Regions from separate parts of the Homo sapiens genome. Here region 2 is linked to region 1. A link is an interaction called in ENCODE POLR2A ChIA-PET data of the cell type or tissue named here. Cell type or tissue: MCF 10A. All regions are shown on one strand. Each heading gives the region's core, and the rest is flanking DNA. Links, peaks and the distances in the headings are about the cores only.

Region 1 (2,929 bases), core at 201-2,700:
CTGCAGTCAGATCTTAGAAATACAATCTTCCATAATCATAGAGGATTGAACAGCAGAATAGGGCATTTTAAAAACCACTTTATTGAAATATGATTGGCATACAAAAAGCTGTACATATTCACTCTATATGACTTGATGAGTTTGGAGATAAGTATACACAAGTGAAACTGTCACCACAGTGTATGCCATAAACATATCCATCACCTCCAAAATGTTTCCTCCTACCTTATGAATAAACAATTTTTGGTATGATTAGTTAACACTTAATATACACTCTTAGCACATTTGTAAGCATATAACACAGTATTGTTATTATAGGCACTATGTTGTACAATAGATCTCTGGGAATTATTCATCTTATATTATTAAAACTTTGTACCCCATGACTGGTATCTCTCTTTCTCCCTTAGAGTAGGAATTTGAATCAAGTTTTTTCTGACTCCAATTCCTAGCACTTTTAATCAGTATTCTAAAATCCATTCTTGTAGTGCCAGTAAAAATTCTGTTATAATATAGAATTTTATTCATTACATTTCAGATATCAGTAAATAATTCAGAATGATATGTATTTGCAAAAATGTTGAGTTAAACTAGAAAAATTGGCCAAAAATTATTTTAAATCTAACATTTCTTAAATAATTATGGGTAAGACTTTATCTTCTTTACAAACCACATATTTCTAAAATGGTTGTGGAATTTTGGCTTACATTATGTTACTCTGATATTTTTAAATGCAATGTCAAATATACTTTAGTGCTTAAAACATGAAGCAAGCTTGAGTACATTCAGTTTGGCAGCTTTGCTGTGACTCCATTGTTATCTATTCACTGGGTCAAATACTGTGGTTAGTGGAGAAGCCTATTAGGAGATATCTTTGATGCATGTACACATAGGTTACTGATTAATAATAATAGTGTTTATTGGGTACTTACTGTGTGCCATGTTTTTCTAATGATTTATCATTTTGAATCCTGTTAATAACTGTATGAAAAAGGTACTTTTTTTTTTTTACTTTTTATAGATGCAAAAGCTAAGAAATATTTTGATAATTTATTCAAGATCCCACAGCTGGGCAGAGGTGGGATTTGAACCCAAGCAATTTGATTCAGATTGTGTTTGTAAACCGAGAGCAACACACACAAACACTATTTTATCTGCTTCTCAGTATGTCTGAAATATAAAGGAGTCCCATTTACCTTTTGATTATTTAAACCCCAAATATTTCCAAGATGACAATGATCACCCCTTGCCTATCTTGCCTTAAGGGGTGAGATTGTGCAATATTGTAATGATTCAATGCTCAAGAACATCTCTATGAAGTCACTGTAGTGCAGTAAATATTTGGAATATACAATTTCTTTTGTTACTCATTAAGCTCTATGGGTCATAGTTATCCACATTTTATAAATGAAGAGCAGCTTCAGGGCTACAATGGGACACAATTTATTACTTTCATTTCACAAAGTAAAGTTAATTGTGCCTTTTCACTTTTGTGCCTATTTCACTTTTTCTTGCCCCTCAGTGCCACTCCCTATAGTACACACACACAAACACGCACTAGCACTCAGAGTGAGGGTAAGAATGAGGACTGAGGAATGAGATCACAGAGTTGGACTGATTGTTTATTTTAGCTATGCTTTTCAGGCTTCTTAAATTTATACTAATGTCAAACAAACTGGTCATGGAAGATTAAAATACAAATAGCCTATGCTCAATTTCAGTTTAATCTGTCAGCTAACCTCTTACATATTATTGCAGCCTCTGGTGAGTAATGAGTGTTAACACCGGGGTGATTTGAAAACCACTGCTTCCTTGACTTAAACTTCCTGAGAATAAATACAGGATTAATTATAAGCAGTGTTATATGACAGTGTAAGGAAATGGCCTGTAGAATACCACCCCTGAAATGTCAAAAAGGTGGTAAATTTCCTTTTCTACATAGTCCAATAAAAAGCTCTCCCTACACCTCATTTTTAATCGACAAGAATCCCTTCTTCATCTACAAGCACTCTTCATTGATTCTAAAATCTGTTTCCAAGGATCTAACCATAGAAATTTTTACCTGAACCATGAATGATTAATTTATGTCAGGGTATTGTTTTCAGAACATTTTGATGAGCTATTAGCATTCAGGTTAACACAGGTTACCCTCGCAGCTCACCACTCACATGTTACTTGCAGACTATACTACTGTCATTTTGAGCTTTTAACTCTGGATATCGTCTTGTAGTGCTACCTAGAATGCTGCATACAGTTTTGGTTGCTGCACTGCAAGACAGACACCATAGCACTAAAGAAGGTCCAGGGTAAATAAATGAAAATGGAAAGAAAAAATCTTTCAAATATGTAGGTACTAAGAAGATCAGACAATGTTTAAAAATAAAAGTGTTAAAAGATATGGTGAATGGGGGAATGTGGTTGAAGTCCAGATGTAAACAGGTAAATCCATAATGAAAAAGGACATTCTATTTGTGGAGGTAACTTTAGGGATTTTTAAAAAATGGTAGTGAGGTTTGAGGGTCCTGCATCATGTAGTTAAACCTAGAACTGACTAAAAATATAAATTGATTAAATAATTTTAAGTAACATTAAGAATATTATATACATAAGTTGTTAAGAGGAAGCCAGTCGGATTCAGGGCACGTTTCTAATGTTTTGAGATCAACAGCGTGGTGGATGACCATCGTGTTCCATCACAAAACGTCTTCTGATGACACTGTCAGAAGAACATGTTTACCCCACATGATACTGCTTATGTCTTTAACTTCCTTGACTCCTCCTTTGTTGCTAGGTTTGAATGTTTTTGTATATTCTAAAACTCATGTTCAAATTTAATTGCCAAGGTAACAGTATTGAGTTGGGACCTTTAAAAGCGATTAAGCCATGAATTAATAAATGCTGTAATAAGAAAAGGCTTACGGGAGTGGGC
Region 2 (2,929 bases), core at 275-2,774, 120 kb before region 1:
GGCAAAAATTCCAATAAGCGGGTTTCTTTCAAGTTATATTTATGCTAGTCTCATCAGTGCTTTACTGCAGACAAAAGGTCTTTTCAATCCTTTGGATTTTAAAATAAGGGGGGAAATTTATATATATATATGTGTGTATACACACACACACATATATGTGTGTATACACACACACACATATATATATGTGTGTATACACACACACACATATATATGTGTGTATACACACACACATATATATATATGTGTGTATACACACACACATATATATATATACACACACACATATATATATATACACATACACACACACACACACACACACACACACACACACACTGTTTGAAATAGTGCTGTTTCTGCATAAGGAAAGCTGTAGAGGCAGCCAAGCCATCTGCTGGTGCACCAGGGGCCAGGCTCAGCTGCAGAGTGTCAGTGTATCTCCTGGATGATGGCAGAAATAGGAAAGTGGACTTGAAGCAATGCAAGGGACTAGCCCAGGCTTATTCTCTTCCACAGTTTGTTAGGTGCGTATTATGGCCCCTAACTGCATGCTGCCTGTGACCTTTGAAAAGTCACTCCATTCCATTAGGAACTGATAAGTTTTTCACATGCAAGGAGCCCTCCTTTCCCTCTGCAGGGAAACACAAAGTGATTATGATGGCATTTGACTTGCATGCTTTCCTGCTGAGAGAAAGGGTTTGCGATCCTGGCACGTAGGGAGAGAGGACGACAAAGTGGGATAAAATATGCCAGAAAGAGCAGTGAAGCAGATCTAATATTTCTCTAAGGGGATGTTATTATGTATTTTCCAGAGGTGGATTTTAGCTTGGGTGACACAGACGGCTGCCTGGAGTCCTTGGCACTCTCCTCCTGCCACTGACTGGGGAATGCTGTGCTCCAGGTGCTGGTAGAAAGCCTTTTCATTTTGGCTCAGGGGACCATGGGGAGAGGGGTATGGAGTCTTTCATATCCAATAGCTGCTGATGCGAGCGGTAAGAGTTTGAGCCCAAGAGACATTTCTTTTCAAATTCGTTTCTCATTACTAACTTTGAAGAAGTCATAGATTCTATATCTAAAAATATTTGTTTAAAGCTCAGAGTTGCTGCTCTATGAGGAAACAATGGAAGCGGGATTTTGAATGTTAGTGGAGAGGAAAGAGGAAGAATCTTATAATTAAATTTGTTCTTTTCTTATGCTTTTTCAGAAAAGGGAACAAATTAGAAGCTGTTTGTTTTTTTCTACTCTCAGAAATAGAGAAAAAAATTAGAAATGTGTCAAAGACTAGGATGTAATTTTTTATTTCTCTTCATTTCAAGTTACATACATGATACACAGAACACAGAAATGAATTGTGCAGTTGCACTTGAATGGATTGATTTAACAAATGTTTCTGATCATCCACTAAGGGCCAGGCCCTAGGTGAGTGGTGAATACATAAGACACACATGGTCAAGGAACCTATCTATATTTTCTGTAGATACCTTTTCCATGTACAAAATTACCCAGGCAACATAAATAAAGGTTGTTGGAGGTTGTGTTGGGAGAGGTACGGGGTGCAACTGTGGCGTTTGGGATGGGGGTTGGGAGTTCTGAACCTCCAGTGGAGTCAGGAAAAGCCTCCTTGAGGAACTGGTGTTTCAGCTGAGAGCAGAGGGACACTGTTAGGGAGTTAAAGAGGAAGGAGGACAGTGTTCCTGTCAGAGGGAGCATGTATGAAATTTGTGAGCCAAGAGGATGATGCATTCAGAATCTCTGGCATTGAGCCTACTTCGGAAATCATGGGAGAGGCAATAGATGCTGGCTGAGGTCCCATATAAGAGATTTGGATTTTATCCCAAGGACAATGGGAAGTTGCTAAAGGGATTTAAAAGGGTGTGACATGGCTGGGTTTTTATTTAGAGTGTCATTCTAGCTACTGTATGGAGAACGGTCCAGACTGAGTCTGAGAGGCTGTTACAGTGGCCGAAAAACCAAATGACAGGGGTCTGTGCCAGGTGGCTGTGGTACAAACAAAGAGGCAGACAGATTAAGCAGATATTTATAGGTAGAATTGACAAGCATTGGTGCCGTAGGAGGTGGGAATGGAGATGACTTCCAAATTTTCTGGTTGACTCCAAACCCTGCAGACAGCAAATTAGATGGTTTACAGTCTTATTCATTGTTTTGCCTGTACTGGGATCATGTTCAGATCACTGTATCCATTTCCTCCTTTCTTTCTTGTGTTTTGTTTTGTTTTGTTTTGTTTTTTAAGAGATAAAGCCTTGCTCTGTTGCCCAGGTTGGAGTGCAGTGATGTGATCATAGCTCACTGCAGTGTCAAACTCCTGGGCTCAGGCAATTCTCCCACTACAGCCTCCAGAGTAGCTAGGACTGCAAGTGCCAGCCACTGTAGTCAGCTCATTTCTTTATTTTTTATTGTAGAATTATAATGAATATAATAATAATCTGATGCTATATGGTACTTTGCATATCTTCATATTTAATCTTTACAACATACTTGTTGGTAGCCATATTTTAGAGATAAGGAAGCAGGTTTAGAGAAGTCTTAAGTAACTTGCTCATTTAACTGGTCAGCTGGTACTGAAGGTCAGGTCTCCTTAATTGCAAAGATTTTGTTTTTTCCACCACAAGAAATATATTCACAGCCAGTTCATGTTTGGAAGGATGTATTAAATAACAGAGTCCACATAACCCATTTATATTCATCATCTCATTTATCCTTACAATCAACCTATGAGATAGATATTGCTGTGTTCCTCAATTTACAGATACGGGAAAATTGGCACAAAGAATATAAAAATCTTGCTCCAATTTCTGTAATGTGAGGAGACTCTGGAGTTGTGGTTCCCAGCCTCCAGAATTCAGTCTCTTAAAATTACCTAAACTGCCAACAGTAACATGTTGAATACAGTTGTCATGTTTTATAG

The links. Peaks named below come from ENCODE experiments on the same cell type or tissue, not always from the same donor. Only the 100,000 strongest peaks of a DNase experiment are listed, where the experiment ranks them.
Region 2: POLR2A ChIA-PET joins it to region 1 with 5 read pairs; 1 of 35 experiments calls an interaction of 5 or more read pairs at or near these places.

The regions. Positions count from the first base shown.
Region 1 is chr1:193,706,142-193,709,070 of GRCh38, forward strand. The region is part of intron 3 of LOC124904475 (a long non-coding RNA gene); the gene reads left to right. Among named protein-coding and RNA genes, the nearest start is that of LINC01031, 400 kb to the left of the region's middle. In MCF 10A, for the core only: no CTCF peak of the experiment used is centred there; a DNase peak (open chromatin) is centred at 1,280.
Region 2 is chr1:193,587,978-193,590,906 of GRCh38, forward strand. All of the region lies in intron 3 of LOC124904475 (a long non-coding RNA gene), which reads left to right. Among named protein-coding and RNA genes, the nearest start is that of LINC01031, 280 kb to the left of the region's middle. In MCF 10A, for the core only: no CTCF peak of the experiment used is centred there; a DNase peak (open chromatin) is centred at 1,774.